Regions from separate parts of the Homo sapiens genome. Here region 2 is linked to region 1. Evidence: chromatin contacts called from ENCODE Hi-C or POLR2A ChIA-PET data. All regions are on one chromosome and are shown on one strand. Each heading gives the region's core, a stretch centred on a gene start or an enhancer-like site at or near the end of the contact. The rest is flanking DNA. Distances are from core to core; before and after follow the strand shown. Region 1 overlaps ATG7 (autophagy related 7). Region 2 overlaps ATG7 (autophagy related 7).

Region 1 (4,874 bases), core at 1,305-3,804:
AGCCTTTGCATTAGCTAGAAGGGAGGGAGCCCACCTGTGGAAGTACCCCCTTAGGAGTCTCTTGCAGTCGGTTGAGAAGAAGGGTTTCCTGTCTTGAATTATCTAAAACTGGAATTATTTTGGTTAAATTGTGGGCCTTCTGATACAAACTTGGTGAATTTGAAAGTCCTCACACACATATTATTCTACTTCATTTTCTGGGAAAATAAATCTGTTTCCTAGTAAAGAACTGTCTGGGCCTGCTGAACGGTGGTGTGTGGACCCTCATTCAACCAATACCGTGCACGGCATCTTCTTTTTCTTCTATTCCTCGCCACCTGTGGTGGTGTTGTTGTTTTTCTTCTCTATTTCCTCTCTCCCTTTCTACCCCAACTGGATCTACTTTCTCCCTGTCCCTCAGCTTTACCTGCCCACCTCCAATGATAAGACAGTATCAGAGAAAATTACCAGTATTTGTGCAACATAAAGTAAGTTTGATGAAAACCATATTAGAGAAAACAGCATGCAGAAACCTTTCCATGAAACATAGATGGACACATGACTTGTAGGCTGTGTTAAAAAACTTTAATGGAAAAATATGCTAAATGTGATGAAGTTCTTTTCTAAGTAAACTTAATATAAAAGTAATTGGGGTATAGAGGAGACTCACTGTGAGTATTCTCAAGCCTGTAACTTCCAGAGCTCGTGAAGATTTCAGCATTCCCATTTGTGACTTGCTATTAAACTCTTTTCTGCTATTTTGATGTCTCCTATTTTGACGTCCTGAATAGCAAACTTATGACCCTGATTATGCCTCAGGTCATGGATTATGAAATGGTTACCACATTCCTGAGATGTTAGGAACTAAAAGGTTGTCATATTTTCATATGTTTATGATGAGGCTATCTAACTTATACCAGTTACCAATTTTTTTTTTTTTTTTTTGAGATGGAGTCTTACTCTGTCACTCAGGCTGGATCTCAGCTCACTGCAACCTCTGCCTCCCAGGATCAAGTGATTCTCCTGCCTCAGCCTCCCGAGGAGCTGGGATTACATGGGTGCACCACCACACCCGGCTAATTATTTTGTATTTTTAGCAGAGGTGGGGGTTTTGCCATGTTGTCCAGGCTGGTCTCAAACTCCTGACCTCAGGTGATCTGCCCGCCTCAGCCTCCCAAAGTGCTAGGAGTACAGACGTGAGCCACTGTGCCCTGCCAAATTTTTAAAATGTCTTTATCAATATGCTATGTGTTTTTTAATGCAATCCGAGATCAAGTGTTTGATAGAAATGATAAATTCGGGCTGGGCGCGGTGGCTCACGCCCGTAACCCCAGCACTTTGGGAGGCTGAGGCAGGCAGGTCACCTGAGGCCAGGAGTTCAAGATCAGCCTGGACAACATGGCAAAACCCCATCTCTACTAAAAATAGAAAAAACTTAGCTGGGTGTGGTGGTGGGCGCCTGTAATTCCAGCTACTCGGGAGGCTGAGGCAGGAGAATCACTTGAACCCAGGAGGCAGAGGTTGCGGTGAGCTGAGATCACACCACTGTACTCCAGCCTGGGCGACAGAGTGAGACTCCATCTCCAAAAAAAAAAAAAAAAAAAAAAAATTGCTGTAGGCATGTTTTTCCAGGTTTGATTTTTTTCCAGAGAGAAGTATGCACAAACAGTTAACACTGTTACAGTGTGAGCATCAGGATGGAGTTATCCAAAACTCAAAAGAAGCCTTTTTCTTTAAATAGTTTGTCAAATTGTTTGTTTTTCGGGGGGTGGGGGATTTGAGGGAGAGGGCATGGTGTTAATAGGATGGCTAAACGGTGGTGGATCGGGTCTTCTGTTCTGTTCAAGTGAGAGTGTTAAAGTTGTGAGAAGACCTAGTGTTGAAGACAAACGCTGTGGTATTCTGAGAGGGAGGGAAGCAGAGAAGCTCAGGCCGGGGGCAGGTTCACATCAGGAGGTCCATTTTTGAGTCTTGGCTCCATTACTTACTGTTTACCTGAGCCAAGTTGCCATTCTTCCTGAGCCTGAGGTTTTTCAACATAAAATGGGGAATTTGAAAGGTCAAATAAATTAATTCATAATATTTGTGTTGTCTGGTTTATTATAAACGTTGAGTCCTATGGAGAGTTTAGAGATGTTACCATTCATATTTTTATGATATATAGAACAGCTTAAAGCTCCCCCTTTGGTGTAAGTATAGTATATACAGGTATAATGTTCTGAATAAATTACTTCAGTTATAGTTTGTGAAACCTGATTATAGCTGATACTCTGGAAATGTAACTCAGTTGTAGTCCAGAATTTTATGCTCAAGGTGGTGCTGTTTCCCCATAAATCTGATGATGTTTTACATTTTATCTCTATCTGTTCCAAATCAAGCAAATAACTGGATATATGTCTAGGGCCATTTCGGCCTTCCACAGTCCCCCAAGCCATCTTTCCTTGTGAGACCCCACCCAAAATCATGTCATAGAAATGTGTATTTACCCCATATTCACTAGAACACATGTGGGAGCTTAAGAGTTGAGTATACCAGTGGACCTGTTCAACATTTTGGAAGACATTTGTTAAAAAATACTTTAGATACTACAGCTTGCTTTTTGTATTTTAGAGTCAGTTTGTTTTTAGGTCAGAAATATTTGAAAAGCTTGTAAGCCCTGGCTCCTAATGGAATAAAGGACCTAATATAGTTCTTCTGCAAACTGATTACGTTACAAGGGAAAATACTCATTTCGAACTTATTTTTGCTCATAATCTCTTTCCGGGCCGCCATATTAATCATTTCCTACTTGTTGTCAGAAACCAGACGTGCATTTCATAGATGTGGTCGTTGTGTGTTTGATGTGAATTGTTTTGTTTTGTTTGTTTTTAGATCCGGGGATTTCTTTCACGGTTTGATAATGTCCTTCCCGTCAGCCTGGCATTTGACAAATGTACAGCTTGTTCTTCCAAAGTAAGTCATTTTGTATTGGAGGGACTTGTTTTTAAAAGTGAGCGGGTCAGCATTTGACCGCAGCCTCACCAGCTGGAGCCCTTGAAACCAACTAAGGGCTTTTTGTGGGGGAAGGGTGGGGTCTAAACCCTCAGAAAGGACTTTGTTTTCATGGATCTGTATTCATTCTCACAGTGGTTTAAAACCAGCCTGAGAAAATGTGTAGGGAGACTGAGTTAAAATATTTCAACTCTGTATCAATACTTGCATCATGCTAATTTTGTCTTGAATTTGAACTTTACTGCTCTTTGTTCCTCCCCAGAGGGTTCCCTCCTAGCCAGGACCCTCATAGAGCAATTTTTTAAAGCGTTACTCTGAGGGTGAGGCGGCCCTGGCTATGCATCTTCTGCAGATCCACATAATTACAAAGAAAAAGTAAACAGAGATTAGGGGCCTGGATGGGGAGCCACTAAAAGGGCCCCTTCAGCTTTGATCTTTCCAGAAGCTCTAAAAATAGAGCTGGTATGTTAGCCATCGTAATGTGAAACGGCTGATATATCTCAAAACTACAGTGATGGCATCTCGTGTTTTAATAGGCTTTCGGATACCATCTGAGTGATTTTTACATGCACACTGTATGTGATAGCTGATTTCCTTTCAAGTGTTCCTTTCAGCCTTCTGCTGCCCAGCGACTTGACCTGGGCTTTTAAGGCTCATGATTGCTGATAAGTAAAGATTTTCATGTTGAAGTGCTATACAAAATAATGTTGGTGACCACTAATCCCCAACTGTGGCTTCTCAGTTACAATTTGGAACTATTTTTCGTGTAGCCTTCGTCTGTCTGCCACTGTGGAAGAAAGAGAATTCTAGGGATGTATTTCTCTATTCTGAGTTGACAAGCTTCCTTTGAAAACTGTACTTGGGCTATATTTTATGGGAAGCACAATCCTGACCAGTTTCTCTAAAAATTGAATGTAGAATTGACAAGCAATGTTGATAAATTTGGTTACGTTTAGATGCTCAAAAATTGAGACTAATTATTTTCTTTTTGCTTCCGAAGTAAACTAAGCCTGTTTTATTATGCATCCCAAGTGCCTATGTTGAGATTTCAAGCTTAGACTTTGTCAGTAGTTACCCATGAGCCCATTCTTTCTGTAGTTTCCTTTAAGATATATCTGCTCAAGCCAGGACCTCAAGGATGTCTGCATGCACCCCCATCTTCAGAAATGCAAGTTTTAGGATTGTATACTACATCTTTAGTGGAGCAGATTTTTTTTTTCTTTGAATGGTTGAGCTAACTGGTCTCAAAATAACTTGGCAGTATTAATTTTCATACTGAAATCATTTGGCACAGGTGCCAGGTTTTCTATGGCTTTATGTTGGTCTGGCTAGTCAATGAAATAAAGATAATTGGGTTCTCTAAGTGAAATGCAAACACTCATTCATTCTTGTTCTATTTCTAATTAAATTAGCCTTTCAGATACTGTTTATAAAAGAATCACAAGCATACCATCTAACTGGGCGTTCCTTATACTTTAAAAGAGAATAGCTTAGCATTTTTCTTTCACACTTATTGTAAGCTTTTAATTAAATATAGGTATCACTTTTTTGTTAGCAAAATTATTTCCTCTTGGTGATCATTTTGAGAGTCCTGCTTTACATAAACATGTTGGACGATTTAATACAAACTGACTTGGATTTTAACAGCTGTGCTATTCCCATAGCGGTCACTTTTCATGTGGTCTGAGTATTAAATTTCTTTTGTCCTGGAAAGGTTGCTTCATTGGTGCACGTATTTCCTTACAGTAGAAACGCAGCATTTACTTACTTGGCTACCTTCTTTATTTGCTTAGGAGATTGTCATTCTCTATTATCTGCAAACCCAACATTAATACTTTAAAATGACAAATCCAATTACATTTTCATTTCTGTGTATTTGAATTTTTCTTAATGTATATTTAGTA
Region 2 (5,246 bases), core at 871-3,370, 55 kb after region 1:
ATTGTTTTAGGTAGTGATGACTTTGAGGTAATGGGATAAGTGAGTGAAAATGACTGGTTGGCGTTGGAGATGGGATGGAGATGGAGCTTGGAGAAAAAGAATAGCACTAGTAAATGGATTTAGCTAGACAAAGGAGATTTACCCTATTCCATTTAGCACAGTGAGGAGAGGCTAGACAGCTAGGATGCAATAAAAAAAATTTTAATGAGAAATGTGTGTGGTAGATTAATTTTATTAATCTCAAGTTATAGATTAAAAAATTTAAGTACCACATAAATGCCATTTGCCTTTGCTAATGTTACATTTTTATGAAGAAGGAGCCTTGCATAAGAATGATATAATGGACTTTTGGGACTTGAGGGAGAAGCTTGGGAGGGGGGGTAAAGGATAAAAGACATATTGGGTGCTGTGTGTACACTGCTTGGGTGACAAGTGGACTAAAATCTCAGAAATCACCACTAAAGAACTTATCTACATAACCAAAAATCACCTGTACCCCAGAAACTATTGAAATAAAAAAAAAGAAGGGGACTTGGACAGATAGCCGTATTCTTTGCCAAATTATAGTTACATTCTGCTCATGGGGGATTAGGAGGTTCAATGGAAGAAAGGCCCCACTCAGCTTTCTTCCCTCTTAAAATGTTGCCTTGTAAATTAGGGAATTTTGCATAAAGCTCTGACCTTTACTTCCAAGGCCTTTACTGAGAATGGGTTTGGATACTTGGAGATAGATCCTGACTCCCTATCCCTCCTAGATCTTTATTTATCCTATTTGGAACCCAGGGAAATGGCCTTAAAGCTGATGAACCACAGGGTGTCCAAGTCATGGAGCTATTGAGGTTCTCCCCAAGTATCTTTTAAATTGCTGCATTTGGGATGGGTACAGTGGCTTACACCTGAAATCCCAGCACTTTGGGAGGCTAAGTTGGGAGGATTGCTTGGGTCTGGGAGTTTAAGGCCAGCCTGGGCTAGATGGTGAGCCTCTGTCTCTATTTAAGAAAATTAGAAATTAGCCAGGCATGGTGACACACCAGCTACTTATAATGCTGAGGCAGGAGGATCACTTGAGCCCAGGAGTTTGCGGCAGACAGTGAGCTATGATTGTGCCACTGTACTCCAGCCTGGGTGACAGAGCAAGACCCTGTCTCTTATTTAAAAAAAAAAAAAAAAAAAAAAAAAAGCTGCGTTTGTTGAAGAAATGCTCAGTCTAAATCAAACATATGAACACCTTAGCCATGTTCCACAAAAATTTGCTGTGACTTACCTTCTTAGAGTTATTTCTCATCCTATGAGTAGAATAAGTATCAGTTCACATGTATTTATTTGTTCCAACTGTGGGTTCAACATCATACTATGAGAAATGCCAAAATATTTTCTAACTGAATGTAACTAGAGATAAGACTAATTTATAAGAGAGTTAATAGAACAAGCTATATTGGTATATCCCTGAGAAATTCAAATTCCTAAGTCCCTTTACCCAATTTCCCTGAAATACTTCATTCCTATTCATGAAAGTTTGCACGTTCCATGATTCCAGGATTAATTTTAGGCTGTTTTACTTCCTTGCCTTGACCATATTGTCAGTATTTGATGTTGTACCATGCAGTTATGATTTCAGGGTTGCAATTACAGTGCACCATTAATATAATTTGCATTTTGTCAAGGTTGTGCTAAATAGAACTTCCTTTCTGCAGATTTGGGGATTAATGAATGATCATCTAAAAAGAAAGCAACAACCATAACATAGGCTATAAAATCATAAACAGACCAGCAGAAATGAACAGGGCTGAGCTGATTAATTGGTTATGAATTAAAATGTAGATTGTGATTCATTCACTATAGAACTCAGAATTCTAGAAAATGCCCATTTCTCTCATAGCCAAAAAGTCATATGAAAAACATTACGGTCATGTGATATGACTTCATTGGCACAGCAATTTACTATTCAGCAAAGTAAATAACACAATTAACAAGTGTTTCTGCTGGGCCTTTTGCACTTACACTGAGATTTTGGCCTCTCCCCCACACAGCTGGTTTTGATTTGGTTCCTGTGGAATATTTTTGTTTTGTTTTGTTTTGCATTTAACAACAGTCAGATATTTATGTACAGCTTCATCAAGAGCCTCTGATGACAAATATGCCTTTGGAGGCCAGCAGAAGCTGTGGGAAACCCCCGTGTCAGCACTCAGACCTGTTTCCAATGGAGAGAAATCGCTCTGGGGACTGAACTAGCCTGCTCATGAATCCAGTTCCCTTTTCCCAGAGCCTTCTGCTAGCTCACTTCCAACCCATGCTGGCCATCCTGGGACTGTGCCCTGCCTTGATTTTTCCTTATGAAGCAATCCCTCAAGACACAGCCTTGGCCCTCTCTCCTGAGTGAGGGAGGAAAGGCAGAAACAGGCAGAAAGCCATTTACTTCTTAGATTGGAAACTAGAGCCTGGTTTTTGAAATAAAGCTTGGCAGTATCTCACTTATAACTTACTTTATAAAATGTGTACCTTTTATTTGCTGTCAGAGTTATCTACATGAATTTGAGATGTTTGGATAAATCGTTATTGGGGAAAGTTGCAATTGGAAAATAGACAATGAAGTCTGGGCAGAGTTCCCCACCCTTCGGAAAAGAGTCTCGGATGGTATAATCCGCTTGGAGAAGTCTAAGCGAGAAAGAAGGGGGGAAATCATAAATGCTGAAAGCAAAGCAAAGACAGCTAATATTAGGAAACAGAACATGGGAATCCAGTCCTTCTTACATTGTACTCCTGGTTCCGCCAGTGTTCTCATGAGTGACCTTGGATGAATCCTTCAGTGTCCTGTGCATGCTTCCCCACTTAAAATGAGAGGATTGAATCATGTGAAATTCTTTTTTTAAGCCTCCTTTCTAGAAAAAAATGAAATGCTTTTCAACTCTAATTTAGTGATTTTGATTCAAATATACCATGTATAACCAAAAAGGAAAAAGATGGATAATTTTTACATAAAAGTGTTTAAAAATATATCAAAGTACTTACTTTTTATACATTTTATAAATATTCTTTGGTATCTATTATATCTAGCTACCATTGCCAGAAACAACTTTTTGCAGATTTTGAGATTTACATCTACTTTGAGCCTTAATAGAACATTGCTTATACTTTGTATTGATGTGTGTCACTGTACGTATAAATCTAAAATGGTGTAATTCAGCCTAATAACTTACCTCCTTCACCAGACTCGGTGCCACTTTTGACTTCTTTATAAACTCAAATCCACCCTGGCCATAACTGGGTATGTTCATGAAACATGCTACTCACTACCCCTCAGTACAGCTTCCGAAGATGAGTTCCAAAGCCCTCTTACTTTAATAGCAGCATCCTTAGAATGCTGAATGTGTAATAACAGGAGAGTTACTTTAATAATCAGCCATATTACATTAGAATACTCATAAAGTGTATGAGTAACCCGAATCCTGGCCTGGTCAGAAGGTCTGAGTTCATACCTCAGCTCCCACACATAGCCAAGACTGCCATGTTCCTCTGTGTGGGCCGTGTCAGGCAGGACCGTGTGCAGCAGTCATGTGAGACCTTGGGTTATTTACTTCATTGACCTTCGTTTCCATCATTTTGTAGGATGTGATTAATAATTCCTACTCCTCACAATTACCATATTAAGTAAGAAGGCACCTTACAAAAGAAAAATACTGGACTCCATCAAAATTTTAAATTTTGTGCTTCAAAGGACATAAGAATACGAAAAAGTGGGCCACAGTATAAGAGAGAACAGCATTTTGCAAATCATACCTGATAAGGGTGTGGTATCTAGAATATAGAGGGAACTCTAAGCTGGGTGTGGTGGCATGTGCCTACAGTCCCAGCTGCTTGGGAGGCTGGGGTGAGTGTATCGTTTGAGCCCAGGAGCTGGAGACCAGCCTGGGCAGCACAGTGAGAACCCATCTCTAAAAACAACAACAAAACCCAGAATATATAGGGAACTCTTACAACTTAATAATATAAAGATACAGAACTCAATTAAAAATGGGCATTAGATTTAAAACAACATTTCTCCAAAGAAGATATACAGATAATCACATGATAGCATAATCAAATAAGATGCCCAACATCAATAGCCATTGGGACAATACAAATTGAAACTACTGTGAGATGGCATTCATACCCAGTAAGATGGCTATAATCAAAATGACAACATCCAATGTTTATGAAGATGTAGGGAAATTAGAAGCCTCCTACCTACTAGTGGGAGTGTCAAATTCTGCAGCCACTTTGGAAAACTGTTTAACAGTTCCTTGAAAAATTAAACATAGAATTACCATGTGACCCAGGGATTGTACCCCTAGATATATACCCAAGGCTACTCTGGACACCCTGCCTATAGGGTAGCCCTGTTCCACAAGGAACAGTACCAAAAATTGTATATGTGTGTGTGTGTATAAATATAGCCCAGAGAAATGAAAATGTGCACACAAAAAATGTACACAGTGTTCCTAACACTATTATTTATTCATAATTGTCAAAAAGTGGAAACAATGCAGATGTTCATTAGCTGATGAATGGATGGATAAAATGTCAGCTATTACGCTGGAATAATGGAGTATTCAGCAATAATAAGGAAGTACTAATACATGTTATAGTATGGATGAACATTGAAAATGTTACACTAATTGAAGAAGCCAGTCACAAAAGGACACATATTGTAGGATCTCATTTATGTGAAATGTCCAGAGTTTTAAAGTCCATATAGTCAAGAAAGTAGATTAATGGTTGTCAGCAGGTGGGGATGGGGGATTAAGGGAAAATCAGTGGCTACTTAAAATGTTTCCTTTCGAGGTGATGAAATGTTCTAATCTTAGATAGTGATGATGGTTGCACAACGGTGATTATACTAAAACCATTGAATTCTATACTCTGAATGGATGAATCATATGGTGTGTGAATTATCAATACAGATGTTTAAAAAGCAAGACAAAAAGTGCCCATAGTTGGGGCATTTTGTTTCTCCTTCCCTCTCTCCTTTCTCTGGTTCTCTCTGCATGCAATGTTGATTTTCTCTCTGTGACAGGCTGTCGTAGGATGTTAGCTCATTGTTTTTAGGAATGCGTTTTCTGTAGATTATGACAAGGATCTCTTCCATTTTTATTGTGCCTCAGTTTTCAAAGCCTTAGTCTCTGTGCACCTCCTTTAGCCTTTTCTTATGCTATGGATAGCCTGTAAACACTGAGGGAAGAGATGGAGGGGCCTACCAACCAAATGCC

The links. Hi-C counts contacts between places; a loop is a spot of excess contacts on that map. ChIA-PET counts read pairs that join two places held with the same protein, here RNA polymerase II (POLR2A). Pooled maps may share reads with other maps.
Region 2: a map of posterior cingulate gyrus shows a loop between it and region 1 (9-fold over the local background). The contact joins two enhancer-like sites. A Hi-C loop is called at or near these places in 10 of 168 maps with a recorded cell type or tissue (aorta, cardiac septum, endothelial cell of hepatic sinusoid and 6 more) and 3 of 50 pooled maps. POLR2A ChIA-PET finds 5 or more read pairs at or near these places in 3 of 52 experiments (OCI-LY7, Panc1 and activated naive CD8-positive, alpha-beta T cell).

Annotation. Positions count from the first base shown.
Region 1 is chr3:11,377,122-11,381,995 of GRCh38, forward strand. ATG7 (autophagy related 7) reads left to right here. Exons shown (of 21, transcript NM_001349232.2): 19 at 2,851-2,931. Among named protein-coding and RNA genes, the nearest start is that of ATG7, 110 kb to the left of the region's middle. Within about 2 kb of position 2,555, at least 3 of the 41 ENCODE cell types and tissues checked have a DNase peak (open chromatin) inside an H3K27ac peak, as active enhancers do.
Region 2 is chr3:11,432,136-11,437,381 of GRCh38, forward strand. The region is part of intron 20 of ATG7 (autophagy related 7); the gene reads left to right. Among named protein-coding and RNA genes, the nearest start is that of ATG7, 160 kb to the left of the region's middle. Within about 2 kb of position 2,121, at least 16 of the 41 ENCODE cell types and tissues checked have a DNase peak (open chromatin) inside an H3K27ac peak, as active enhancers do.